7 separate regions of the Mus musculus genome follow, and all the other regions are linked to region 1. A link is a loop called in an ENCODE intact Hi-C map of the cell type or tissue named here. Cell type or tissue: heart. All regions are shown on one strand.

Region 1 (4,000 bases):
ATACAGATGCAAAATTTCTCAATAATATACTTGCAAATAAATCCAAGAATGCAGCAAAAAGATTATCCACCATGATCCAGAGATAAAGAAATGGTTCAACATATGTAAATGAATAAATGTAATTCACCATGTAAACAAACTGAAAAACATAAAAGACGTGATCGTCTCATTAGATTCAGAAGAGGCCTTTGAAAACATCAAAGACCTCTTCATGGTAAAAGTCCTAGAGAGATTAGTGATACAAGGGGAATACCTCAACACACCAACCTAAATGGAAAGAAACTCCAAGCAAGTACACTAAAATTAGGAACAAGACAAAGTTATTCACTCTCTTTGTACCTATTCAACATATATCGTACTTAAGACTTAACTGGAGCTAGACAACAGAAAGAGATCAAGGCCATACAAATTGAAAAGAAAACACGAGAGTATCTTTATCTGCAGATGATAAGATATTATACATAAATGATCCTAGAAATTCATCAGGAAACTCCTCCTACAGCAGATAAAAAAACATGTAACAAAGCTGGTACAATATTAACTCACAAAAATCAGTAGTCTTTTTATGTTCAAATGACAAATGGACGGTGGAAAAATCAGTGAAACACACCTTTCACAATATAATATACAATATATTGGAGTATCTCTTACCAAGCAATTGAAATTCTTGTGTTATTAAAAAAGAAAGATTTCATGTGCTAATATATCAGTAGGATTAATATTGTAAAAATGGCCATCCTACCAAAAGCAATTACAGATTCAACGCAATCCACATCAAAATTCCAGTACAATTCTTGAAAAAAAAATTTCAGCTTCATATAGAAAACACAAACAACTCGGGACAGTTAAAACAATCTTGAACAATAAAGACCTGCTGGAGGTATCACTAGCCCCAGTTTCAAACTGTACTGAAGAGTTGTAATAATAAAAGCAGCGTGCTATTGGCATAAAAACTAACACATTGGTCAGTGGGTTCTAATTGAGAACCCAGAGAGACATAAATTCACACACATATAGGCATCTGAATATTGATAAAGAAGCCAGAGATATGAATTGGGTGAAAAAAGACAGCATCTTCAACAAATGGTGCTGGTCTAACAGGACAGATGTACGAAGGACAGCTCAAATATATCCGTAATCGTCACCCTGCATAAGACTCTACTCAAAATAGATCAAAGACCTTAACATAAAACTGGATATACTGAACCTAATAGAAGAGAAAATGGGGACTAGCCTTGAACTCATAGGCATAAGAAAAGACTTGCTAAGCAGCATACTATTAACACAGGCACTAAGATTAACAATTAATAAATAGGATCTTATGAAACTGAAAAGCTTCTCTCTATGACAAAGCCATCATTCAAACAAAACTGCAACTCCACAGGATAGGAAAAGATTTTCACCAACTACCCATCTGATAGAAGGAAAATGCCCAAAATAAATAAAGAATGCAAAATATCAACAAAGCAAATAACCCAATTTAAAAATGGGGTGCAGATATACACAGGAAAGTCTCAAAAAAAAAAGAAAGAAAAGAAAAGAAAAAAGAGAAACACAAATGGCTAAAAAGCATTCAAAGAAATGACCAACAACCTCAGTCAGCAGGGAAATGCAAATCAAAACTACTTTGATATTTCATCTTACCTGCACCAGAATGGCTAAGATCAACAAAACAAATAACAGTTCATGCTGTAGAAAATGTGGAGCAAAGGGAGCATTCCTCCATTACTGGAGGGAATGCAAACTTTTATAGAAATCACTGTTGTATTTGTCCCTAGAGTCATTGTTGTGGCTGCTGTGTTACAAGTGCGTCAGTAGGTGGCAGAGAAGAGAGAGGCTACATCTACAGCCTGTGTAAACATCTGAATGATTAGTAGCCTAACACAACATTCCCTGAAAAGAACAAGCATGAGACAATCACCAGTTTGCTGCTTTGCAGGCCTGGGTAGGCTCCAAGGGTGAGAAGCAAGCTGGAGATTAGAAGAACCATGCTTGGAACCTCAGTCCCTGGGCAGGAATGAGCCCTAAACAGATGTACCTTGCATGAGCCTGAGATGGCCCCTGTCTGCTGCCTTAATGCACAAGTGGGGCATAGCACTCCTGAGACCACTCCTGAGATGACCCCAGACATCCAAAGACCCTGGTTGCCACTAAGAGGAACAAGTAAGTGATGGAGAAATGGAATAGAAAGAGAAACAGAGGATGTGGGCACAATGAAGAGAAGCAGAACTAGAGACTCAAAGTTAGTGAGGAGCAGCTTGATATAAGTAGCTGGTGACACTACCTGGGTCTATGGTGGGATCCTGGCCTATGTTGTCACCAGGAGCCACATCTGGTTCTATGGCCCTGCAGCAGCACAGGTCTGTTTCCAACAAAGGCCAGGAAGACTTCCCTGGTCCTTGAAGAACACATTAATGTCTGAGGACTATAGAGATGGCCCCACCCCTCACCTGGGCTTCCTGGGAGAGCCGGCTCTGGAAGCATGATAACAGAAGAACTTATCTTACTGGTAGCTAGCTGCAGTAGAGAAGAAAGAGCGCTCCCCTTATCCCACACGCACATTGTGGGAGTTGCAGGTAGCCAGTCCCGAGGGTGTGAGTGTGAGAGAGCTGGCCCTGCCACTCACCTCCTGCATGATGGCACGGATGTGGGAGAGATACCTTCCTCCCACCTTGCCACCTGTGTTCCTGAGAGCAGGAGAGTTGTCCTTGTCCCTCACCAGATAAAGCACTCAAGCTGAGTCAAGGGCATGAGCATGGGAGAGCTGGCCCTGCAACTTGTCTACCATGTGGCAGCATGAGCAAGAGAGAGATATGCCATCCCCCACTCTCACCCCTTGCCATTACAGGGGCTGGCCCTGCCCCTCACTGCTGCAGCAATCAGGAGAGCAGACCCTACACAGCATACCTTCACTGGGCAGCACAGTGGAGCTGGCCCTGGATAAGGGGGCTGCAGGTAAGCTACCCCAAAAGGCATGAATGGAGGAGCACTGACCCTGCCTCTGTGTGTTATGTGGTGGCACAGATGAGAGAGAGATACTCTCTTTTCCTCCCTTGTCCCTTGCCATCTATGGCAAGTAGAAGATCTGGCCCTGGGGTCATGAGAGTGGGAGATCTGGCTCTGTCCCGCACTGGCTGCAACCCTTGGGAGAGCAGGTCTTGTACCTTGCCTGGGCATCAAGGAAGAGTAAAGATGACCCCAGTTGCAGGATGTTGCTGGTGAGCCAGCCCTAAGGCCATGAAAGTAGAATAGCCAGCAGCTGACCAGCTCAGATACTTCTCAGGCCCAGATCCAGGACTTTGAATTGGCTCACCCCAACATCTATCAAATTGATGGCTTGCCCAATAATAGGGAAGACAGAGCAACAACTGGCCATCTCTTGTAATGAAATGAAGCTTCTAGTACTGTTATTGGGTTACATACAATGAAATTTTGGCCAAAGTGGTCCTATGAGAACCCGTAACAACAGAAGCTGTTACCAAGACAATAGCTTGCTCTCCACAAACTGATGGCAAGGCCCCACTGCTGAAAACACCTACACAACTCATTAAACATTGAGAAGTCAAGCTGGTGCCTTTTCCTTTAGTTTTATTCTATTCTGATAAGTGTGTCTTTGTTTTATTTATTTTATTATTATCCCGTAGATACCTGTTTGCTGTGTGGTTGTTGTTGTTTTATTTTTTGTTGTTATTGTTTTGAAACAGTGTCTCTGGGTTGTTGTGACTGTGCTGAAACTCACCGTGTAGACCAGACTGTCCTCAAAGTCACAGAGATATGTCTGATTTTGATGGGATCAACGGCTTGCACAGAAAAGCAGAGCCTTTTCTCTGTTTTCTAATGAGGGACAGAAAGGAGGTAGACTCGGATCACAGAGGAAGAACAGAGTAACTGGGTGTAGTAGTCAGATGAGAAACTGTAATTGGGATAGATTATTTGAGAAAAGAATATCAATTTTTAATGAAAGAAAAAAATTTAATTAAAAAAAAGAAAAATAGCAAAA
Region 2 (4,000 bases), 450 kb after region 1:
TATAAACAATATGATCACTGAGCCTGAAAAATAATGGTGGACTTGCTTGATAGGAACAGCCAAGGGTATCTTTCCTGTTTAAGAAAGACAATTATGTAAATTGCAAATTCTAAACCAATAAGATTTTCCAAGTAAGTCTTACATAATGATATCACTGATAGAAACAACAAGTAGTCTTTATGAAACAACACCACTATATAGAAAAGGGTCATGGTTCAGGACCACAGGACCTCTGCCTTTGGTAGGACCCCATTAACTTCACACTTCATTCCTTGTACTAAGAGGTGGGGGTTCGTACCCTCCTGTGACTACTCTCTCGGGGATTCGGTGTACACCTGTTCATGGGAGGGGGCAGGGGGAGGGGGCGAGATTTGCTATGCTGTGCCTAGATCATAGCCAATTAAAAGGAACAGAATAGGGGTGAGGGAGTGAGATGAGGGAGGAGAGAGCATAGGGCATGGTATGGATGGACTTTGGTATCTGAGAGAGTTTCTAGAACCAGTCTCTCCTGGGTACCAAAGAGCAAACGTACAGTGGGTTCTTAGTAAGTGGGTCAAAGCACTTGCTAAGAGTTTCCAACTCAACAGCCTGACCTGCCTTCCATTTATTTCTGCTTTTATACCTCATTAAAAAAAATCAATGTCGAGCAGGGCAGTGGTGGCACATGCCTTTAATCCCAGCACTTGGGAGGCAGAGGCAGGCGTATTTCTGAGTTCAAGGCCAGCCTGGTCTACAGAGTGAGTTATAGGACAGCCAGGACTACACAGAGAAATCCTGTTCTCAGAAACAAACAAACAAACAAAAAAAAAAACCAGAAAAAAATAATGCCAAGTTTGTTTATACACTCATTGAAAGATGTCAAGGAAGATGAGTTTTAGAATTACCCAGTAAGATGATTTTCTTTTAAGGGTTCACAGACTTTATTGGTTCAACAATGAACAGCAAAGGAAATGTTAACTATTTCTCCAGGGGCACCATGTAGACACGAAAGCCACCCTTGGACAGCTAAGATGATTTCTTAACCTCTGAGCCACCTCTCCAGCCCCTGAGCATGCCTAGTATCTTAAGAACTTGCCCAAGTGGCTGTATGGAATCGCTCTCTCACTCTCTCTCTCTCCACTCTGCTTTTCCTCCATCTCTGTCTCCTGAAGATGCCCGTATAAGGTACCATTTCACCGTCTCTGTCACGTGAGTGCGCCATCTCATCATTCTGCTGAAGAGGCTTCTCTCTTGTGACAACTGACCTCTCCTTGCTGTGACAGCAAGACAGTTTACATGGCAAGGCTTTTCCTTAGGCCCAGGGTTTCTTAAGAAAATGGGTCCTCTCATCTAGTCACTTGCTCTACTGCAAGATTCAGTTTCCCTTGGTAAAGCCAGGGCCTTAACCTTCGGCAGTGTTGAGAACACTGGGGAAAGAGCTATACGTCTATTGTAAAACAGCCAGCCACTTTACAAGTCACAGCACCCCAAGGACAAATTAGTTGAGGTTCTATGGGTTAAGAGTGGCTAACGGTGACCACAGGGAGAGCCAATTAGCAACCACGGATTCCAGAATAAGCTTTGGGTTTGCGATTTGAGACACAAATGGAGGCTGTAAGGAAAGTCCTTTCCTCTGTGCATGGATGGACCTGTTCTACCATTCAGCCCCAACTGCTCTCTCTCACTCCTTCTCGGTGACACTCCCTCACCCCTATTCTGTTCCTTCTAATTGGCTATGATCTAGGCACAGCATAGCAAACTCCCACTACAAATGAAGAAAAGCAAGAAGCCTTCTCCTCTTACACTGCTCAGGAGGAAGAACTGGGCACGATTTCATTTTTTTCCCCAGGACACTACTTCCCTCTGCTGGTGGAAGCCTGTAACTTCTCCCATTGATTTGACGGCTGAGTTAGGATGTAGAGCAATAGGTGCACAAAAATCCGTACAGCTTTCCTAATGTTATGCCCCTTTAATACAACTCCTTGTATTGTGGTGAGCCCCAACCATGAATGTATTTTTGTTGCTGCTTTATAACTGTAATTGAGTGGTAATGTAAATGTCTAATATGTGAGCCTGTGAGGCTTTCGACCCACACAGGTTGAGAAACTCTATGGAAATCAAGTGTCACCTTCTTTTAATATTTTCTTAGATGCCTAAAAGGATGTATTTGTGTCTGTGGAGAGTCCGCAGCCACTTCACTACACAAAGCATAGTCTCCAAGCTTGACTGTGTCTGTGTGTGTGTCCCAAAAGCCAAACCACCAAAATTAAAATTTACAAGCAAGTTTAAAAGTATTTGTCTTTACAGATGTCCTTTCTGCCCCCCGAGAATTGAAAGTACAGTTGTGTTCCACCGAGGCTGGAATGAGTAAATGGATAAAATTTATCCATTAAATTTATTTGCATTCATCCCAGCACTTGAGAGGCAGAGGCAGGTGGATTTCTGAGTTCGAAGCCAGCCTGGTCTACAAAGTGAGTTCCAGGACAGCCAGGGCTATACAGAGAAACCCTGTCTCGAAAAAACAAAACAAAACAAAAAAATTATTTGCATTCAATTTAGTCAGCATTATAAGAGCCTTGTGATGTAAATCTCTGAGTTCTGTCCTCCAAGAAAGACTGCCTCAGTTCTAGAGAAACTGGGCCCCTTTCCCTGCCCTACCTGTCCAGAGATGACATTATTAGGCTCACAGTGGATATAGTCGGTCCTGTCACATGTATGGATCTCAGCGATAGTGTGGTTTTTGCATCTATAGTCAATAAATAGAGAAAAGACAAGAAAGGTAAACAGAAGCGAAAAGAGCAAATTAAATCCTGGATTAGACTCTTTCCTACTGTCAGACAGGGGTGACAGAGTTGAGATAATTCCACCATCGCTACTTCAGAGCAAATATGCTAAGCATTCATATCATATATGCAAATATTTAAATTTGTTCTTTGGACATTAATACTCCCCCCCTCCCCCCACCAAACTTAGCTCCCAAATTATTTTTGAAAGCCTGAGTGGTTTCTTCATTTTCTGCTTTTGATGTACATGTGTACTGAGTTAAATATTTGCCTTCTCCTAAAGAGTACTTTGGAAAGTGTTAAGGAAGAATGACTTGTGAGGGATACAGCTGAGCACTTTGATTATCACTGAGTGGACATAGACATATGTAACCAGTTTCGAAGAGAATTTGAAGAACAGACATGTTAAGGTTAGGAATCCTGAAATAAGTATGCAGATACAGGCAAAACTGACTTCCACTAGAGGAGGGAAACACATTGTCTCTCTACTGAACAGGCCAGGATTTATGCGTCAGGAGACTATAGTTGGTTTTTTTGACAGTTACACTTATATATTTAATGTACAGAATTGTAAAATAGCTACAGGTCAGCCACCGAATAGACTCAAACCACCCTTAGCATGTCATATAAGGTACAGGTTTCCAGGGAAAGCACAAATATTTTTCTTTAAGGGAATACTTTTCTGCTCGAGGTTCATTCTTCTATCCCTTTTCTTAAAAACTGGCCATGTTCCACAATGGAACACTCGTGATTTCTCTCTCACACGATCCAGTGAGTTTAGGTAGAATTTGCATGAGAGTCATCATATCTCTCAAATGAAGTGCTTATCCAGATGAAGCAAATATTCTTTGCTTATACATATCCTTCGGATGGATACGTAGTCTATTCATTTAGGAAATACTTCCCATTTGCTGACTTCTCTGTCAGGCTGAAGAAAATGGGAATAGACAGTCTGCCGACGAAGCACTCAAATATAGCAGATGCTGATTTAACCCCATAAACTCAGGAGAACAAGAAATACAGACGACCTGAATCTGAGGCTCAGATCCCTGCTTTGCAGACTAGATAGTCTCCGTCCTTGACTGGTTTCTGTGGTCCCACGGAAATGATTCGTGAAACCGATTTGTTGTCTTTGGTCCTGAAAGAAGAAGCTGTGTGAGATTTTAAATGTACTGCCTTCCATCTTCATCCATAAACGTCATCTCTGCTTTTGGTTGTCATTGACTAGGCTACTTTGC
Region 3 (4,000 bases), 81 kb after region 1:
TAAGGCAACAGGTCACCGTAGAGTCATTGTTCTCAAAGACTAATGTCTGAGTTGTTTTATTTCTAAGAAGCAGGGCACCATATTCAAGATCACACCACCGGAGTGATTTAAGTGCTGACCATGTTTCTGACATTCTGAGTTCTCGGCATATATTCATTAACTATGAAACAGAGGTGGAAAACAGTAACTTCCAAAGGTTACACAAAGCTGGCTATCTAGTGTTTGAGATTGTGTCTGGGTCGGTCAGTGACTTTTACCCTAAAACATTACAAGATGAAAAACCATGAAAATCAGACTGACTCCCATTTAATATAGACGTGGTAGCATCATAACTCACAATGGATTGATGATATACTGTTGTATTTCCAGCTTGGAAAAAGTCAGAAATCCTCAAGTTTAAAATTAAGGCGGGAGGGGAGAACAGGGAAGGACTACTCTGTTTGGAACAACATGGCCACCAATACATGACTCAACATGAATGGCATTCTAAGGAATCCTTCAAGAAATTTGATGATGCAATTTAGTAAGAACTACTGGAAGACTAATCAAATATTCCTTATATAACCCGCCAAAAAACAGTAGGGAGACTCTTGACATAGGGAATCTAGCAGACATAAAGGATCAGTGTTTCTTCTGCCTCTAATAGGGCAGGGACAAATGCACCCAGATGGATAAATAAAAAATGTGTGTGTTGGGGGGGGGGGGGGGGGGAGACGTGTTCAGTAACAAACTGAACATGAAAGCTTCACTTTGCTGCCTGCAGATGTTCTTTAACAAACCTATAGAAAAAAAAGTGCAACTATGAATTGCCAATATTTTCAAGTGACTTGTCCTACATTGTTGGCACCTCTGGGTCCACATCTGCAAGTAGAAAGCGAATGGCTCTCTCAATGTCAGTCATTCAAGTCTGTCCCTTCTGACAGATCACCCCCCACCCCCACCCCCCTGTAAAAACTGTTCTACTTTAAATCCCCAATCCTAAACTGCAACTGGTGCCCAACCAAGAAACAGGAGCTCTCTCCTCACCTTCTTTCCTCTCCCACCGGTCCACAGTGAAGTCGGCAACGCCATCTACCTGCGCCAGTGCCCGACACACCTGAGCCTGGGTCTCCATAATCATCAGCTCCATCTTGGTCTTCATGTCCTCCGGCCTCCTCCGCAGCTCCCGCAGCTCGGTCACCGGCGAGGACATGAAGGTGCTGCAGCGGCGGGCCAGCTCGTCCCCGTCCTCCTCCCGCCGTCCAGGTGAGGGGCTCCGCGCCCCCGAGCTCTTGGGCACCATCTCCGCCCGCTGCACGTGCCCAAAGGCGGCGGCTGCCAGCCCTGCCAACCCCGCCAGCGTCGCGGCCAGCCGGGTCCCCAGCCCGGACCCGCCTCTAGCCCAGGGGCCGTAGCCCAGCCCGCGGCGAGGCTGGGGACCAGCCGTGCCAGGCAGCTGGCAGACGCGGGCGGACGCGCAGCGCGGGGACGCGGCGCGCAGCTGAGCATAGTCGCCCAGCACCGCTCGCCACCAGGGGTCCGAACCCAGGCGGCCCAGCCGCAAGGCCATCTCCCGCCGGGACTGGGCAAATCCGATCCTGCAGACCCACCGGAGCTCCCAGGGTCCTGAGACCCAGACTCCCCAGCACTGCTACGTGGAGTTCGGAAGAGCTGCTGCGAGTGTAGGTCGCAGGCTGCTGGCGGGAGCCGAGGAGGCTGCTGGGAACTGTAGTCCCGTCCTATCGCCTCCTGCACTCGCCTGACCGCTCCCGGAAAGAGCAGATAAGACTGCACCCTGCGCACAGAGGTGGGTCCTGCTGCTCGCACGCGGGCCTCCTGTGCTGCCAGAGGACTGTGGAGGTGCTTGGACTGATAAGATAGGCGCTTTAGTCACGTACACCTTGGATTGCCCTGCTCGCTCACCCACAGTGAGCAAAAGTGGGGTTAGAAGGCTGACGACAAACGGGCAGAAATAACAACTCGGAGACACACCCCTTGTCTTCGTCCTGGCTGTGGGTCTGGAGGATGCACCCTTGTCCCTGTGCTTGGCTTACCCAAAGAGTTCAGGGTAGTGGGCTCCTGAGTAGATCCAGAGAAAATATTCGCACTCCGGTTTACTATCCTGGATCTCTGTTCTTCCCCATAGCCCTACCCGTTGAAAATATGAGGACAGAAGCTCACACATTTAATAGTTTTGTTCCAAGCATATATCATTGCCAGCATTATTTTATAGTATCAGAAGGGCTCATTTGCCCTTTAACTATCCTTGATGATTCTAATTTCTACTAACAAATAATAATCGAGGCCACTGGTTATTCTTTCACAAGCTTCCATTCTGGCTGTAGCAGGAATTGGAGCTCAGTGGGTATGGTTCTGACCGATATGTTCACTCCCCTGCTTCTTACACAAATGCAACCACAAACTACCTGGAGCAGCATGCGTGCTCAGGCCTGGCAGATGTGGCAGGCAAATGAATTCACGAGAAGTGACAAAGCTTGCAGAGGAGAGAAACCCTTAACTTTTAGCTGTAGTGTGCCCTGGCTGGAGGCCGACTTGGAAGAGAAGGAAAGATAAGAATTATCTTTTGGAAGGTTGCCTGGGTCTGGCTGGGCCTCCTGGTGATAAATGAAGCTCTTTAACGAAAAGGAATCTCTCTAATTTTCTGTAAGAAACTTCTCCTTTATGATCCTGCTCTGCTAATGTGAAGCTAGCCAAGAATAAGCCAAATGGGAAATTCAGGAGACTTGCCCAGACAAATAACTAATTGTGTACTTACCCTGAACAAATTGTGTACTAGCTTCCAGCCTGTTTGGATGTCTCTCTCTCCTGTTCTCTGATTCCACCTTAATCTTAATGTACAGTGCTTACTGGAATCCTTAAAAACAAACAAACAAACAAACGGATTTGTATGAGAAAAAAATAAAAGCCACCATCTTCCTAGAAGGGCATAGTGGCACACATATTTAATCCCAGCACTCAGAATGCAGAGTCAGGTAGACCTATATGAATTTGAGGCCACCCTTGTCTACTTAAAGACTTTCAGGATGGCCAGGGCGACATAGTAAGACCCTGTCTCAAAAGAAACAAAACCAGTCACACACACACACACACACACACACACACACACACACACACACACCTCTTCCTGGTAAATTACTCCCAAGTCCTATTTGTAGTATATGAAGATGTTCCCTCTATAAGCAATTTGATGCATCCAAAAGCTGCCTTGGACAAATAAGAAGTCAGTAAGTTGTAAACAGAAGCTATGCAGTAGGGGTGCTCGTCTGCGTGTAAAATTGGCTCTCTATTGTGTACTATGATTTCATTCTCTGTGTAACCCCACAAGCCAGGACATTCTGATGAGCTGTATGCTATCTCACTAGGTACAAACATACAACTCATCTTCAAACTCCACATGCTTCTCCGAATCCTTGCTAATTTGATCCTTCCCCTGTTAAAAATAATGAATTTTATGCCCTGATATCAGTGTATTCATTTTCCCTTTTAAGAGAGAGTTTGATGAACCCACTTTATTTCTCTGGTATTTCTCTTTATTTCTATGCATGCACGCATGTGTAACAATTAGTAACAAGGTATTGCTAAACTTGACCTTGTTAGAACTCTAATGCCGTTGAAAGAGAAATTAAATTAACAGAAAGTGAAGGTTTTGAGATTTTAATATTTTGCCCTAGATTTACATTTTAAATTTGTCATCTTCTTACAGATTAAAAAAATCTTAAGGGATCATATTTGACTTAAATCAATATACAGTTAGGCATAGTACATACCTGTTCTCCCAGCACAAGTGAAGCTGACACAGGAGGACTACTCAAACTGTAAGTTTGAGACTAGTCTGGGCTATTACAACCCTATACATTAAATATACAATTAATTTAGTATGGTTGATTTAACTTGCTCTTTCTTTAAAGTAACTTTAATTGGCTGTTCAGAGAGATATGTGAAGAAACCCCTCAAATATTCCAAGAAAAATTTATGTATGAGACAGATTCACAGCGCCTGT
Region 4 (4,000 bases), 300 kb after region 1:
AAAAAGTTTGAAGAAACCTTTTTTTATTTTTTAAACATTAATAACTTAAGGAAAGTTCAGTTTTATGTTTTAAATATAGTTACAGGACATGTCAAAGTCTCACATTAAAAGCAGGCATACCTTTACCTAGTTTGGGACGAGCTGTAGTATTTCTGAGGTTATTGCCGTTCCGAGGAGGTGGAGTAAGCTTTGGAAGGCGACCTTAAAAAGGGGGTTAGAAATGCTTATACATTTTGCTTTGAAAAAAAATTATAGTTTAAAAAGAGCAATGTTAAATGTTCAACATTTCCTAAATTGCTTAATTCTGCAGAACAATTTTAAATCTCAGAATCCAATGGATAATTATACTTTGCATTAAATGCAAGAAAACTAAGATTTTTCAGGCTTTATAAGATTTTCCAGATTTTCAATAATTAAATAATTAACTAATTCATAGGTAACCTTAGAAGATTATTGGCTATCCAATTCTATAGCTATAACCTAATATATGCTATATTCAGTTCATTTAACGAGTGTGTATGGAGAGCCAACTATGTCTGGCACAATGATAGCTTTGTGAAATATAAGGAAATAACATTAAAACATTATAAAATATTGGGTGAATTTATTCCAGTTTTTTGTTAATTCAAAATAAAAGTTACTCAAGCTTAGGTTGCTGCTCTAACCCTCAATGCATGGATCTTAATACACAGAACCTAATTTTAAAAGTCTCCAAGACCAGAACTGGAGAGTCTCATTTGCATTGTGAAACTATTCTGATGGCAACATTTTAACAGGGAAACAAATGAGCAGTTCCTACTAGAGAGAGGACTTTGAAAAGTGTCAAATACAAAGAAACTGTATCTACCTGACATGATCATTACCTGATCTGATCATTATATACGCATACACACACTGAAATGTCTCGGTATACCATAAGTGTGTGATGACTGTGTGTCAGTTAAGTGGGAAATTTAAAAGGGCAATGGTGGGGACCACTGTTGGCCACACTGGCTCTTTACCTTTGAGAGTAAACTGACATCCGAGCAGTTCCACTTTCATGGCAATTTTCTGTTGCCACTGGACAGGGTTCACTCTAATGAAACGTGCAATAATTGGTGGCAAAAAGTTATTACGAACATCCTTGTGATAATCTTTGTTTCCTTGAAATATCTTTAAAAAATAACAAAAATTGGTATTTTACATCAAAAAGAGACCAGAACTAGACTGCTCCAGCTAAGCATGTTCAACAACATCGATAAAGAATGATGACAGAACAGACTTCTCAGAAAACAACTCAATCAGCATTTGGAAAAGCAGTTATTAAAACACTGCACATTTTACCTGGAAGCTTATCTGAGGGAAACACTAACTACAAAAATGTTGTTAGGATGGCTTACGAACTGGACAGGAGTGATAGCTAACCTGGCAATACGGGAAACGTTTCAACTGCAGGGCCACAGCTCATCGCATCAATAAACTATCATCGTCAATCCCTGTGGAACTAACGATCATCTAAAGTTTATATTTAAAGTGAAAAAGAGCCATCACACAAAGGCCTCAGCTCATGGGCCAGGCCTCTACCTCCACCTGCTGGACCAACCGTGTTACGGCACTCCTCACACCACAATCCCAGTTGTCAGGACTTGCTGCTTACCCCAAGTAGCAACAACCCTGAAATGCTATTCTGTGTTTGATTTAACGACTGGAACTCAACAGCTACACATGCATTATAAAAACAATCTTTAAGTAGAAAACATGATTAAAAGTGATTATCTCATTACCTCAACCCTTTCAAGCAAATGTGTTTTCTCCTCAGTCAGCCCTATTTATACAGTACTTTCATGGATTTGCCATTAGTGGTCCTCAAGGCAGGGCACAGAAAGAGTGGCCACAGAGTGACAGTGTGAGGCCAGCAGCAGGAGCTGAGCTGACTGTGACTTCTGACTTAATCGCAGGGCTTCAATGAGTTAAGCAGGGCCTTGTTTTCCCCTTGTGCCAAATTAGCCACATCCATTCCACTAGCTAAAGCGAGAACATGTGCATACTGGACTTCCTAAGTCATGCCCAAGTAGGACAGCTATTTCTTCCTGGTCCATCTGCCTGTAACTAGATTACACATGCTGGAAGATACATTAAGATCTTTTAGTTTCTATAATGTTCTCTCTATACTTCCAACAGTCCCCCTTTCTGTAAGCTTCCATACTTTCCCTAGCTCCTGCTCTAACATAGATTAAAGGCCAATGCTGACAGTTTTGTTATCAGTGAACAGGAACTGACTGAAACAACATTTCAGGACATAACTGTTGGCAAAGGCTGGGGATGTAGGCCAGACTGCTTGCTTATGTGCACAAAGTCATAAGTTCTCTTCCCATCTCCTCATAGAACTGGGTGTGGTGCAGCACATCTGTAATGAAGTCAGTTTCAGAATCACAAGTTCAAGGTCTTCCTCAAGTACACAGTGCACACTGGGCTGGCTATACGTGACCCTAACGAAATGCTCTAGTCCATCTGCCAACATTCACTGAGAATCTGATGCACAGGGAAGGTTGTTAGACATCCTTAGGAAACATTTTTGAAAAAGTACACACATTCTCTCTCATTCTCCCCTGAATACAAACATGGTGTAGTATTAGAAAGCAATAAATTATGGAAGTTTAGGAGATTGGTTATACTTTCTGGCTCAGGCTCTGTAGGTATGCAGAGACCTAGAAGACATGTCAAAACAAATACAAGTTACCCGAGAAGCGAAGAGATGGACAGATTGAAGTGTGAAGATATGTGCTATTTCATTAAGTTCAGAGCCTTCCTCTTCTGTCAGTAACTGAGTGAGAGAAGCTGGACCTCAGCCATGAACAACAGAAGAACTGGGAAAGGGCACGGCAGGACGCAGTAGTTCTCAAGACACTGGGCAACGGGCAGCAAAGGGTCAGAACTACAGAGTAGGGGCCCAAACAAGACACACTCTGCTTATCAGTACTGACTGGTGAATTTCCAGGTCACAGGGCAAGGCTTTCCCACACTCTAGAGAACTTGCTAGCCATGAGGTCAGCAGAAACCTAGAATTTCTGGGGTAGAGCTTAGCAGAGTAAGGACAGGAAAGGGACAGAATGAGTGTCAGCAGGAATGGATGAACTACAGCAAGGCCACTGGGCTCTGTATGAAACTTCCCCTAAGTCCTCAGCCAGAAGCAACTTAGAGTCAGAAAAAGAACCCTGTGATAAGTAGAACAAGCTTATGACAACACAGGCTTCAAAACGCTCTCCATCATCAGCTCATGAGTAAATTTCATAATACTTGGGACACTGTCTCAATGGTGACTGTCAAGTTAGCAATACGTATAAAGAAATGTTTTCCTGGTAGCTTAACTGCATCCCAGAATAAAGCTTTACACACACACACACACACACACACACACAGAGGATTAATAATGCTAATAAAAACACCCAGAAGCAATCAATAGCATAATGGCTAGCACTGAGGTGTGTGTTTGGTAAAATTACCAGATGAACACACTCCGTGCTCATATGCCTATGAAAAAATATATGGAAGAAAATTTAAAACCCAAGGTAAATATGAAGGAGAGAAAAAAAAATACAGTATTGGAATTAAAAATCCATTAGATGAAATTAAAAGGTTGGACACTGCAGGAGAATAAAACAATGGAAAGACAAACTAAAACAAAACAAAGAACCCCACAAAAACTAAACCAAACCAAAACAACAAACTCCTCCAAGGATACTTCATGGGGAGAAGAAAAAAAATGTAATGAAAGAACAAGAAGGGGCAACAGGGTCACTGTGCGGTCGCCATGAGATAGATTATGAAATAAGAAGCGGGCTGGGAAAGTCTGGGAAGTACTGCGCTTCTCACTGAAAGAAGCCGTCAGTCCCCACTCCACACAGCACCACCCATCTTCCCTGGGGACAGAGGTGCCTTCATTTTGAGATTCTCTCAAGGGTAGAGCAGGAAGCTGGGGATGGGACAACACCCCAGTGACATACTTCCAATATTCTCCCAT
Region 5 (4,000 bases), 66 kb after region 1:
GATGATTTGTGGAGATCAGTTCTCTCCTTCCACCATGGGAAGTCTGGGGATTGATCTCAGGTTGTCTCGCTTCTCAGATGTGTCTTCATCCATCGAGTCATCTTACCAGCCCAAAGGAGAAATAAATTTTGAAAATTTTGGTTAGGTGCTGATGATTTTTGTATTCATAAATAAGCTTGATGATGTAAATACATACAGGGTTGTGATGATTTATAGTGGAAATAATTTAATGGCTCACAAAAATAGAGACTTGAAGTCTTGCTGAAACTTCTTGCTGAAGTTTCAAACACACCCTGTGGTGTCCAGAAACTACACACTAGAGATGCCTCTTTGAATAAGTGTCTTTTAAATTTTCTTCAATGTCATTTATTATTCGAAAGTCAAGATACTATGCTTGTTCCTTCTCAGAAAGAGGCAGACACTTTCTCATGGAGTCAGACAACTCCGGATTGGAACCTGTAGGGATTCTGATAAGAACCCAGCTGCAGTCGTTCCGCTTTCTTGCAGCTGTAGCACACAGCAAACGCTGAACTTCAGGCGGTTGTGGGAAACCTGGTGGAGTCACGTGACAAGGCATGTGTAGCAGGCACACTGTGTTGAGTTGCTAACAGTAGTCTGGAAAATCTCTCCAGAGAAGCGCAGTTTAAGAAGCACAGGATTCAAAGGCTCTCACATCTTGTTTTATTCTGCCTTGTCCTTCTCCAGAAATCTCTCTGCCCCCTCCCCCTCTCCCTCTTCCTTCTCTTCTCACTCTCCCTTCTTCCTCAGTTTTCTTCATTCCCCCTCCACCTTCCTCCCCCAAACCAAGAACTACATTTGAGCAAAGCTGTTCCGCAAGGTTCTTACAAGATTGCCATGTTCATGCACAGTTAGAACCTGAAGACACTGCGCACAGCAATGAAAATAATTTTTATTTAGCTTTTACTACCGAGAAAACCTTGTTGTTAATGGATTACACTGTTTATGAAATATTGTGATTCCAAACTGACCAGGCGTGTTGACACAGAGCACAAGCTACATTATCGCCTTCCCTTTCCTCCACAGACAGCAGCTGTACAGTCTTCACCCCGTAGCAGTCACACCTCGTGTAGCCTTTCAGTTTCTCTCTTCTCTGTTTCATTTATATGAGCTGTTTCTTACGCTTCCTCCCCTGGGATTTCCTCCCTTGATTTCTCTGCCCTGATTCAGTCTGTCGCGTCCTTTCTTAATACTGCACTTACTTCCTTGGCCAGGTCTTCTTCTACTTTTTCAATTACCACCTTTATATGAACAATAGGTATGTTTATGCTTCCGGGTTGAATTTCCTCAAGAGCTATAGATTCGCATAAACACTAGCATGGGTAGCTTGTGGGCATTTTAAGCTCTTCCATAACCTCCCCTCATTTTTGTTAATGGCACTTAACACATTCTAGTTATCTATGGCTATTTAACAATCTTTACATTTAATGAACTATCACAGCAACTACCTTATCATGTACAATGATGCTGTGGACAATGATTCTGGAATCTCAGCTATAGCTTGACTCTGCTCACATGCTAGGTGGGTGTCACCTGAGAAGACCGCCTTTGGTTGTCAACAAGGCAGGTCCCATTCCTTACTAAAATGAGGAAAAGTAGGTCCTTGTTCATTGCTTCCTTTCTTATTTATTTATTTATTTATTTATTTATTTATTTAGTGCATTGATGTTTTGCTGCATATATACCTGTGGTGGTGGGGGGGGGGGTTAGATCCCTTGGAATTGGAGTTACAGTTGTGGGCTGCCTTTTGGGTGCTGAGAATTGAACCCAGGTCATCAGGAAAAGCAGCCAGTGTTCTACCTGCTGAGCTGTCTCTCCAACCCCAAAATATATTCTTTTAAAGTATCCCTTCATGTTGAATAGCATAAAAGAGGAAGATAATAAAAACTACCTTGAGTAGAAGCTGCCGAGTTGTATTGCTGGAGATACTAATTAAAATATTTTAAAGGATATTTATTTATTGGCTGGTTGGGTTTTTGGTTGGTGGAGCTGTTGGTTTTGGTGGGGGGCATGCATTGGAATTTTTTTGTTTTGTTTGTTTGGTTGGTTTTGTTTTCTTTAAGGTATATTTATTTAATGGATGAGTGCTCTATCTGCTTGTATACCTGTGTGCCAGAAGAGGGCATCAGATCCTTTTATAGATGATTGTGAGCCACCATGTGGTTGCTGGGAATGGAACTCAGGATGTCTAAGAGAGCAGCCAGTACTCTTAACCACTGAGCCATCTCTCCAATCCTTTGTTTTGAGACATGGTTTCTCAATGTCCAGGAACTTGCTCTGTAGACCAGGCCAACCTGAACTCATAGATCTGCCTTTCTGCCTCTGCCCCTGCCCCAGCCCCAGCCCCTGCCACTCAAGCACTGGGATTAAAGGCATACATCACTATCCCAGCAAGGATATTTATTGACCCAATTATTTTCACAACAGAACTTCAAGAATTTGATAAGCTGGGTGGATTCACATATTATATGTGTTGTTAGCAGGATGTACATCCCAGATGGAACAGATCATGTAAAGGGCTTTCTGCCTTACCCATCTGAAAACTGGAAGTGACCTTAGTCACACCTGAACATGGAAAAATTGCCATGAAGACTAATTTATATATGTGTTTTCATGCCAGATGATGGTGGCCTGTGCCTTTAATCCCAGTACTCAGGAGGCAGAGGCAGGCTGATCTCTGAATTCAAGGTCAATTTAGCCTACAGAGTTCCAAGACAGCCAGGCTACACAGAGAAACCGTGTCTCAAAAAAAAAAAAAAGTGTGTGTGTGTGTGTGTGTGTGTGTGTGTGTGTGTGTGTGTGTGTGTACTAAAATGAACTTTTTAGTTGGGGGCCTTACCAACCACTTCATAAGCAAATTACCTATGACAGGGTAGTGTGGCAACTCTCATCCTATGGCCAGCTTTGTGGTAACTTATTGAGAATACGGTGGCTTAGATCGTGACAAATTGTGTGTTAAAACGTGTTTTTTTAATTATTGGATATTTTCTTTATTTACATTTCAAATGTTATGCCCTTTCCCAGTTTCCCCTCTCCCCTCCAGAACCCCCTATCCCCTCTCCCTGCTTCTATAAGGGTGTTCCCCCATCCACCCACTCCCACCTCCCCCCCCCCCTGGCATTCCCCTACACTGGGGTATCAAGCCTTCACAGAACCAAGAGCTTTTCCTCCCATTGATGACCAACAAGGCCATCCTCTGCTACATATTTAGCTGGAGCCATGGGTCCCTCCATGTGTACTCTTTGGTTGGTGGTTTAGTCCCTGGAAGCTCTGGGAGGAACATATATATATATCCTTTATTTACATTTCAAATGTTATCGCCTTTCTTGGTTTCCCCTACAACCCCCCCTATCCCCTACCTCCTTCCCCTGCTCACCAATCCACTCACTCCCCCTTTCTGGCCCTGGCATTCCCCTACACTGGGGCATAGAGCTTCATAGGACCAAGGGTCTCTCCTCCCACTGATGACTAACTAGGCCATCCTCTGCTGCGTATGTAGCTGGAGCCATGAGTCCCACCATGTGTTTTCTTTGGTTGATGCTTTAGTCCCTGTGAGCTCTAGGGGTACTGGTTAGTTCATATTGTTGTTCCTCCTATGGAGTTGTAAACCCCTTCAACGCCTTGGGTCCTTTCTCTAGCTCCTTCACTGGGGACCCTGAGGAACGTGTTTCTCAAGTGTGAAATAGATACGAGACTGCAGGGGAGAGTTCAGAATACCAGCTGAATGAGCTTAACGTGTAGACTTGAACTTGGAATGTGGTTTAATGACCTTGCTCTGCTGGCACACCTCGCTCATAGAAACTGGTCTGTGAGGTTCTCTATTGTGACTGGGACTCCAGGAACGCAGGAGGATTAGTCAAGCATTTGTAAGCCCTAGGCTCACTAACTTAAGTGTCCTGGTTAAGGGTTATTATGAAGTTAGACCTTCTATATTTCTTTGGGAGGCACTAAATTTTAAAATGCGGGCTTTCAAACACCTAGC
Region 6 (4,000 bases), 120 kb after region 1:
TCAAAAAATTTCTCTGATCTCCCAAAGAATACAACCAACTTGGAACTAACTGTTCAAACAAAAAAAGCTTTGGGGGTCGTTGGGGTGAGGGGGCTGTGGTAGTTTGAATGAAAATGGCCTCATAAGAACTGGCATTGTAGGAAATGTGGCCTTGTTGAAGTAGGTGTGGTCTTGTTGGAGGAGGTGTGTCCCTGGGGGCAGGCTTTGAGGTCTCAGAAGCACCTAGGCCTAGTGGACTATTGACTTCCTGCTGCTTGCTGATCCAGATGTAGAACTCTCAGCTCCATTTCCAGCACCATGTCTGCCTGCACGCTGCCAAGTTTCCCACCATGATAATGGACTAAACTTTGAAACTAAGCCAGAGCCAATGAAATGTTTCCCTTTGTAACAGTTGCAGTGGTCATGGTGTCTCTTCACAGCAGGAAAATCCTAAAGTGGGGACATTTCACAATCAAACCATAGTAACTTCCAAGAGGGACACCCTTATTTTAGTCCTAATTGGTTACTTGGTAGACTGTTTTACTGTCTTGGAAAATATACATGTAAGATATTTTATCTTTGTCCTTTTATACTTAGAAGTCAAGAATCCACTCTCTTGGGTTTTGGTAAAGACTTGTACTACCCTTTGGGCCTTTGTCTACTTACCATGAAAGGTGAGTTCAGAGCTGAAGAGGTTGAATGATCCAGAGGGAGAGAAAAACAAACCCACACTTATCTCTTACTATAGGTTTATTGCACTGGCTGACAAATGCAAATGTGTCCCAAGAAGAGGACAGGACAGGTATATATGAGCCTCACAATGCTGAAAACTTGAGTTCTCCCAGAACAACTGAACAGGTCACTGTCAATGTCAGAACATAGGGCAACAACAGATAATCTTAAAGAAAACAAGAAGCCTTTGGGGCTTCTGCTGCAGTGTCTTGGGAGTGGGGCAGAAGACAGCACTAAAAAGGAAAAGGAAGAGGTTCAGGGGTGATAATGTTCACCGTCCAACCAATAGAGAATAAACAAGAACGGGCCGAGTGCAGAAGTCTATGTAGTGGCTGGCTATCATTGAAGCAGGAGTTTCAGATCACATGTGAATGAAGATGGGAAGTTATGGTACTGTCTTTTACTGAAGGTTGACGATCAGTACTTTTTCCTTGTTTTGGTAAAAGAAGTGAGGCGATACAGAATAACTAAATAAGAATATACACTCTAGAGACCTCACAGATACCCAATGATTTCTTTTCTTCTCTTTCTAAATTAGACCAGGAAGGTTCCATCCAGCAAGCATAGAAGTCAAGATGAATAAAGCAGGGTTGGAAGTAGTAACATAGCCACATCCAGTCCCAGTATGTATCCTTTCAAGAGACCCCTCTCTCTTGCTCCAAGTATTTGTTCAGATTTTCACTCTCATTGTCACCAGAATCTGTGCAGTTTCCATATCCATATTCCATATCCATAGTTTTAAATATGACATGGCTCAGGACTCAGAAACTAGAGTTTGGCTGCCAGTTGATGGTCTTTGAGAAGTGATAGGACCTTCCAGGGCTCTACCCTCATCAAAAGATTGTCTCCTAGGGGGTTATTAGAAGGAATGTGGTAAGAAGTAGGTGATGCAAAAAAGTCACTGGAGATGTAGCCTGGGACTAAATCTCCTGACTACGCCTTCGCTTCCTCTCTCTCTCTCTCTCTCTCTCTCTCTCTCTCTCTCATTTTCTTCCTCCCTCATTGGTCCTTTCTCTCTTCCCTCATTCTCCTTCTGATATGACATGCCCAACTCCTGCTGGACAGCCACAGTCCATACCTGCTGAAACCCAGAGCCAGAATAAACCTTTCCTTCCCTTCAGTTTTTTTTTTTTCCTGGCATTTCTCCTGGCAATGAATGTCCTGTGTTAGATAAGAGCTAACCTCAATTGCAACTGAATGTTAGGAGAACACCACAGGGCAAACATCATTGACCCATCTAAACCCAAGATCATTGATTTTTTTTTTTTTTTTTATCAGCACTTTCTTAGTTCCCATCAACCTTATGTGTACAGAGGGCCACGGCAGCCACACTCACATGTTAAGTGAGGAAACAATAGCTTGGGAGGCTTAGAGGAGACCAAGTCTGGATCTTGTCTTTAATTCTCTTAACATTATTATACTTATTGCTCTGCCTTTCACCTGGCATAATGTTACCACTAATTCGATGTCATTGATATTTATAAGCACGTCCCTTACTGGGAACTTTGGGGTTACAAAGAAGCTACCAGTCCCCGCCCCAAACCAGTAGCAACAATCCCTTTGAGCCTTGAGAATCCTGTCTTCAAGTGCATGATCTCATTTTGTAGAATGCTCCAGGACCATGAAAATGATTCCCAAATATTAGCCCAGTCATTCTTAATAGTCAGTGTGAAATACTAGCCCCATCTAGTGGCTTTGCTAATATAAAAGAATAAGGTTATACTAAATTATGAGTAAAGATAGATAAAAGTACATAAAGTATTATTTGGCTAGAATGTTTTCTTTACCCTTTTGAGAATGACTTGAGCCATGCTTGCCTTCTTTTCCTTACTCTGTGTACTGGCTGGTTGTGCATTGTTAACTTGACACAGCTGGAGTTATCACAGAGAAAGGAGCCTCAGTTGAGGAAATGCCTCCATGAGATCCAGCTGTAAGCATTTTTTCTCAATTAGTGATCAAGAAGGGAGGGCCCAGTCCACTTCAGGTGGTACCATCCCTGGACTGGTAGTTCTGGGGTCTGTAAAAAAGCAAGCTGAGCAAGGCAGGGGAAGCAAGCCAGTAAGCAGCATTCCTCCACAGCCTCTGCATCAGCTCCTGCCTCCAGGTTCCTGCCCAGTGTCACTTCCTGTCCTGACTTCCTTTGGTGATAAACAGCAATGTGGAAGTGTAAGCTGAATAAACCCTTTCCTCCCCAAATTGCTTCTCAGTCTTTGATGTTTTGTGCAGGAATAGAAACCCTGACTAAGACACTATGCATGGCACAGATGGAGCAGGAATCTTCCCTGGCCTTTGCTGAGTTGTCACACTCATTTCTACAAGTGAATCAATTTGTCAGATTAGATTCCCTGGGCTTTGATTCTCTGAAATAACCTAATAGGTCTTTTGATGTGCTTTTGATATTTTTTTCTTTTCTTTTTACTTTCATTCCTGTGTTACTGTGCTTATCCCATGTTCATGTAACACAAACAGGTTCTTCATGCATGCCCAAGAGTTGACCTTTGGTCAGAGCCTGTGGTCATTAATTTGGTGAATCCATGTTGGATCACATTTCCTAGATATTTAGCCAAACCTTATCCTGTATGCTCCTGTTAATTTATATTTTAGGTGAAATGAAGGTTTATAATGTGGACGGTGAGTCTCTGTTTATCACCTGAAGACTGTTTCCTGAGCAAGAAAGGATACTGCAAATTCTCTTTGCAAAGACACTTGAACCAGAGCATGCTCTCCCTAGCTCTCCAGCCTGCTGGCCCCTCCCCCATCCCTAGAGATAGTGGACTTGCCAGAGCCCAAAGTCCTTAATATAAAGATCCCTTCTCCCCTCTACCTTGTCTTAGTCTCCCTCTTTTTGTCTTACTTTGTCTCTGTCTCTCTACATAATAATACATCTGTGTTTGTTCTATGTGAACACATGTATACCCAAGATCACTCCTGGTTCTGCTTCCCTGACTAGAGAGAGAGAGAGAGAGAGAGAGAGAGAGAGAGTTAGAGAGATAAAGAGATGTATTTACCCTATTATCTTCTATAATTTCATTTAGGGTTGACTAGATTTTCACCCCTCAGTGTTGTCATTTTCCACTTCCTTCTTTCACTCTCATCCATGTTCCTTCTCCCTATCATTATTTTTTTTAAGATTTATTTATTATTATAAGTAAGTACACTGTATCTGTCTTCAGATACGCCAGAAGAGGGCATCAGATCTCATTACAGATGGTTGTGAGCCACCATGTGGTTGCTGGGATTTGAACTCAGGACCTTTGGAAGAACAGACACCAAGCCATCTTGCCAGCCC
Region 7 (4,000 bases), 290 kb after region 1:
CACAGACACACACACACACACACCCCAGCGAGAGAGAGAGAGAGAGAGAGAGAAAGAGAGAGAGAGAGAGTCCCTGAGACCCTAGTCCTTGTTATGCAGTGCTTTCACAGGTCACACGGGAGGCTGGTCTCCTCAAGAAGAATAGTTACAAGAAAAGACCAACTTTCCAGAGGAAGAGATACCAATGTGTGTTTACATTTCTCCTTTAATTACTTATGAACCACATGGTGGAGCATATTGATTTCTTTTTTTTAACATGATTTATTCATTTGTATTTTATGTGCAATGGTGTTTTGTACGTGCGACTGTGTGAGGATGTCAGATACCCTGGAACTGGAGTTACAGAGAGTTGTGAGCTGCCATGTGGGTGCTGGGAACTGAACCTGGCCAGGACCTCTGGAAGAGCAACTAGTGCTCTTAACTGCTGAGCCATCTCTCCAGCCCAGGACGGCATGTGAAGTTCTACCTGAGGAGTCCCTAAGGACCCGAGGACTTATTTCATCCACCATTATACCCAGGAGAGGGGAGATTTCTGCCTGAAAACAGAAGGAAATCCACAAGTTACCTGCCCGATCCCAGTGGGGTAAATCATAGGCGCCTTCAGTTTTCTTCTTCCTGAAAATCAAAGTGAGGAAACAGTGACTCCTCTCCCAACCAAAGGGCAGCAAACCAGCAGTGACCACACAGTCAGGGGCATGAGGTGAATGGAACAGAAAAGCCTTTAGCTTCTCATACACACTATATTCATGTCCTCACCCCACCACACCAACAAATAACAATGTCACAACTAGCAGTGGCAAGTGCTGGGGGAGGAGGATGCTCCTCCAGGCCTGGAAGGACCTACAGACATCTGTGAGGAAGAGGAGGCACAAGGGCAATGAACAAGAATCACACTGCCTACTCCATCTAACTCAGAGCTCTGACTTGTCCTCCCTCCCAGGAGAAACTGCTCTGGGTGAAGAATTATTATCTACCCAGATCCTTTTACTAAAGGAGTCCAGGGGTGAAAGGACACTTCCTGATACACTTGGGCTGGTGAGATGGATCTGTAGGAAAAGGGGCTTGCAGTCAAACCTGAGGACCTGAGCTTGATTCCTTAGAACTCACAATGTGGAAGGAGAAACAGACTCTTGCAAGCCGTCCTCTAAACAAACGGAACATGGTATGTGTGGACCTATATACATAGCATATAGAGATCAAGATGTAAATCCCAGTATCCAGTGGGGAGGTGTTCATGAAATTCCACCCCTATCTGAGGAGCTGCTGATAATTAATAGCTACCTAAAGAGGGAGAATAATTACTTTTCTTCAAGGGTGTGGCTCCCAGTAGGTAGACCAGACTCCACTGGATGGCCACACACCACACACCCAAGCATATAAACAATAGGTTGAACAAGTAAAGACAACGTTGGATGGGTATGAAATTGGGGGGGGGGGTGGATCCTAGAGGAGTTTGGGTCAAGTTTGATCAAGATATAATTATGCAATCCTCAATTAATAAAAAAATATATTATAGGGCTAAAGAGATGGCTCAGCAGTTAAGAGTGCTAGTTGCTCTTCCAGATGTTCTGAGTTCAATTCCTAGTACCCACATAGTGGTTCACCACCATCTATAAAGGAATCTGATGCCCTCTTCTGGCCTGCAGGTGTACATGCAGCAGAGCACTCATAAAATCAATAAACAAATAAAAAGAAAAAAATGCTATTAAAAACAACAAACAAGAATTACTATTCACTCACTTACCAAACTAAAGGCCACCACTGATAGAATCATGAAAATCTATCCTAACTAAAGGTAGCGTTTACAGGCTACCAAGAAAGATTCTGCTTTATAAATAAGGATATACATAGCTTATGATCTGCTTATACTATCACAAGTGTATCTTTTACAACGTGCTCAATCTTGCCTGCTAGGATGGACAGATTTCCAGCTGCTAGAGTCTAGCACATGGGCCAACAGTTGGCATAAAGGAGCAGCCACATATTTAGATATACTATTTATTGAACAGTGAACAAATACGTCATCTTCTTTCTCCATCAAACCCATCCCTTCTGATGTTCTTTCAACCCACAGCATCGCTACTAGTCAGAAACCTCACATCACTCCAGGCTGCTGCTGCTTCCGTCACAGTCGTGCGTCCTGCTGACATTGCTGTCAAGCACATCCCTCTTGTAGAATCATGCTGTGGTACTTCTGTTTGACTAGACTGTTTCCAAGTTTATCCCGATGCCTCTTTCCTCCTCTTTTAGGCACCAGGACCATACTTTGTAAATCCTGTCACTTTCCAGTCATCGGATAATATAATCAGTCTGCTTAGCACTCAAGAATTTTCTAATCTATAAAATAAACCCTACATTTCTCTTTCTGACCCAAGCTCAGACAGCACCTCAGTAGTTATGTTGGTGGCTAGAGATCTGCCCATCCTAGCAGGCAAACAGCTTGAGCCCTTTGTGAAAGACACACTTGTGATAGTATGAGCAGATCATAAGCTATGTATCCTCTAGTTAGGATAGATTTGTATGATTCTATCAGTGGCCTTTAGTTTGGTAACTCTCCAGGTGAAATTTGCTTCCTATCCCCGCACCCCTCCCCCAGTCAATCATGTAAGCAAGCTGGGTACTGACCTGTTTCTCCAGTGCCAAGCACACACTAGAATGAGGATGAGTGTGGTGAGGGCCATGACCAGCACAGGGACCAGAACGGCAGCCAGTGCGACATCTGAAGCCATGAAACAGAACGACCACATTAAGAGCGAAGCAGACATCATGACAGAGAAGTCGAAAGCTCAACACTTTGTATCTCCAAGAATATCTTACACATCATTTATGAAACAAAGCTGGCCACAACTGGGAGACACAAGTGTTTACAGACTAGTGGACAGGTCACTCGGCATGCTGCTGGCTCATTCCACCTCCACCTCTGCACACGTTTAACTGCAGGGCTGTGGGTATAGGGGAAGACGGATGAGGGAGAAGGCCCACCAGAGCTCCTGTGCTCTGGGCGTGGAGGACGCAGGAGGACTGCCAGATGCTTTCCACTCGTCCCCGAGTGGGCATCTGGCTGTGTGAAGCCACTGACCCCATCCGGTGGGGGCTGGACAAGGGGCAGCCCCGTACCAGGTTCTCAGTCTCTGGCATCCCACGCTGGATATGGCAGAGGAGCTGAGAACAAAATAGGAGCACCAGGGCAGCACCAGGCCCCAGAGATATGGGAAGAGGGCAGAGGGAGAGAGGTTCCCATGCAGGAGAGAGTCCTTAGTCCAGGCCTTGATGAACAGACACAGTCTATGATTTTAGAGCTTTCTTGTAGAAAGGCAGGGGGAAAGAGAGAAGGTAGAAAGAGAGAGAGAGAGAGAGACTGGCCATGGACAAGAGGAGAGAAAGGGAAAAAGGAGAGAGAGAAAAGAAAGGCTAGAGTAAGAGGGAGAGAATGAGGTGGGGCCAAGCAGCTCCTCTTATAGTGGATTTGTTATCTTGCTGTTGCTAGGTAACTGAGAGGAGTCTAGCCTGAAGGTCAGAAGCTTGGGACATTGTGTATGTGACTACTAACCACACGCTTCTCTTGGCTGTGGGGGCAGTAACTTCGACAGGAGCCAGGGGTCCAGGAGACATGAGGGAAGGCCTTCTGTCCCATGTAGGTGAATTATCACCACTGGGTTTCACCAGAGTTCATGACCTCAGCTCGACTGGAAACCAGGCTGTTTGTGCATAGCCCATTGCCCCACATTTAACAGCAGTGTAGGGTTCTGTTTTGTTTTGTTCAGTTTTGGTTTTTTGAGACAGGGTGGTTTCTTTGTGCAGCTCAGGCTGTAGCCCAAGTTGGCCTCAAACTCACAGAGATCCACACACCTATCTCCTAGTGCTGGGATGAAAGGCATGTGCCACCACTGCCTGGCAAAAGCAGTATGCTTTAAATTACCAGAAGTCACCAAAATTTAAAAGACGAATGGTAAACTAGAAAGCATCTTATGTATATGTAGTAAAGTGTATATTGTAAGAC

Evidence for each region. A loop is a pair of places that touch in the nucleus more often than their neighbours do. Peaks named below come from ENCODE experiments on the same cell type or tissue, not always from the same donor. Only the 100,000 strongest peaks of a DNase experiment are listed, where the experiment ranks them.
Region 2: it touches region 1 in a loop (5-fold over the local background); 3 of 42 quality-filtered maps call a loop at or near these places.
Region 3: it touches region 1 in a loop (2.7-fold over the local background); 3 of 42 quality-filtered maps call a loop at or near these places.
Region 4: a loop joins it to region 1, with 4 times the contacts of the local background. A loop is called at or near these places in 8 of 42 quality-filtered maps.
Region 5: a loop joins it to region 1, with 2.7 times the contacts of the local background. A loop is called at or near these places in 3 of 42 quality-filtered maps.
Region 6: a loop joins it to region 1, with 5 times the contacts of the local background. A loop is called at or near these places in 9 of 42 quality-filtered maps.
Region 7: a loop joins it to region 1, with 3 times the contacts of the local background. A loop is called at or near these places in 8 of 42 quality-filtered maps.

What each region holds. Positions count from the first base shown.
Region 1 is chr16:58,749,364-58,753,363 of GRCm38, reverse strand. It overlaps the pseudogene Gm26019. Among named protein-coding and RNA genes, the nearest start is that of Olfr172, 9.9 kb to the left of the region's middle. In heart, a CTCF peak has its summit at 1,813 (motif pointing right); no DNase peak of the experiment used is centred here; H3K27ac peaks cover 568 bases.
Region 2 is chr16:58,297,492-58,301,491 of GRCm38, reverse strand. No RefSeq gene overlaps it. Among named protein-coding and RNA genes, the nearest start is that of 4930461C15Rik, 110 kb to the left of the region's middle. In heart, a CTCF peak has its summit at 1,845 (motif pointing left); no DNase peak of the experiment used is centred here.
Region 3 is chr16:58,667,977-58,671,976 of GRCm38, reverse strand. It overlaps Cpox (coproporphyrinogen oxidase), which reads right to left and starts at 1,769. Exons shown (of 7, transcript NM_007757.2): 1 at 1,027-1,769. The coding sequence starts at 1,549. In heart, a CTCF peak has its summit at 1,550 (motif pointing right); a DNase peak (open chromatin) is centred at 1,616; H3K4me3 peaks cover 2,646 bases; H3K27ac peaks cover 3,409 bases.
Region 4 is chr16:58,452,278-58,456,277 of GRCm38, reverse strand. Dcbld2 (discoidin, CUB and LCCL domain containing 2) reads right to left here. Exons shown (of 16, transcript NM_028523.3): 10 at 1,002-1,152; 11 at 121-201. Among named protein-coding and RNA genes, the nearest start is that of Gm33475, 22 kb to the left of the region's middle. In heart, a CTCF peak has its summit at 1,579 (motif pointing left); DNase peaks (open chromatin) are centred at 1,567 and 2,957; H3K27ac peaks cover 3,140 bases.
Region 5 is chr16:58,682,892-58,686,891 of GRCm38, reverse strand. No RefSeq gene overlaps it. Among named protein-coding and RNA genes, the nearest start is that of Cpox, 15 kb to the right of the region's middle. In heart, a CTCF peak has its summit at 2,140 (motif pointing right); a DNase peak (open chromatin) is centred at 521.
Region 6 is chr16:58,626,157-58,630,156 of GRCm38, reverse strand. No RefSeq gene overlaps it. Among named protein-coding and RNA genes, the nearest start is that of Ftdc2, 10 kb to the left of the region's middle. In heart, a CTCF peak has its summit at 2,394 (motif pointing left); no DNase peak of the experiment used is centred here; H3K27ac peaks cover 1,146 bases.
Region 7 is chr16:58,459,674-58,463,673 of GRCm38, reverse strand. It overlaps Dcbld2 (discoidin, CUB and LCCL domain containing 2), which reads right to left. Exons shown (of 16, transcript NM_028523.3): 13 at 2,626-2,719; 14 at 566-615. Among named protein-coding and RNA genes, the nearest start is that of Gm33475, 14 kb to the left of the region's middle. In heart, a CTCF peak has its summit at 1,638 (motif pointing left); DNase peaks (open chromatin) are centred at 3,103 and 3,533; H3K4me3 peaks cover 556 bases; H3K27ac peaks cover 2,140 bases.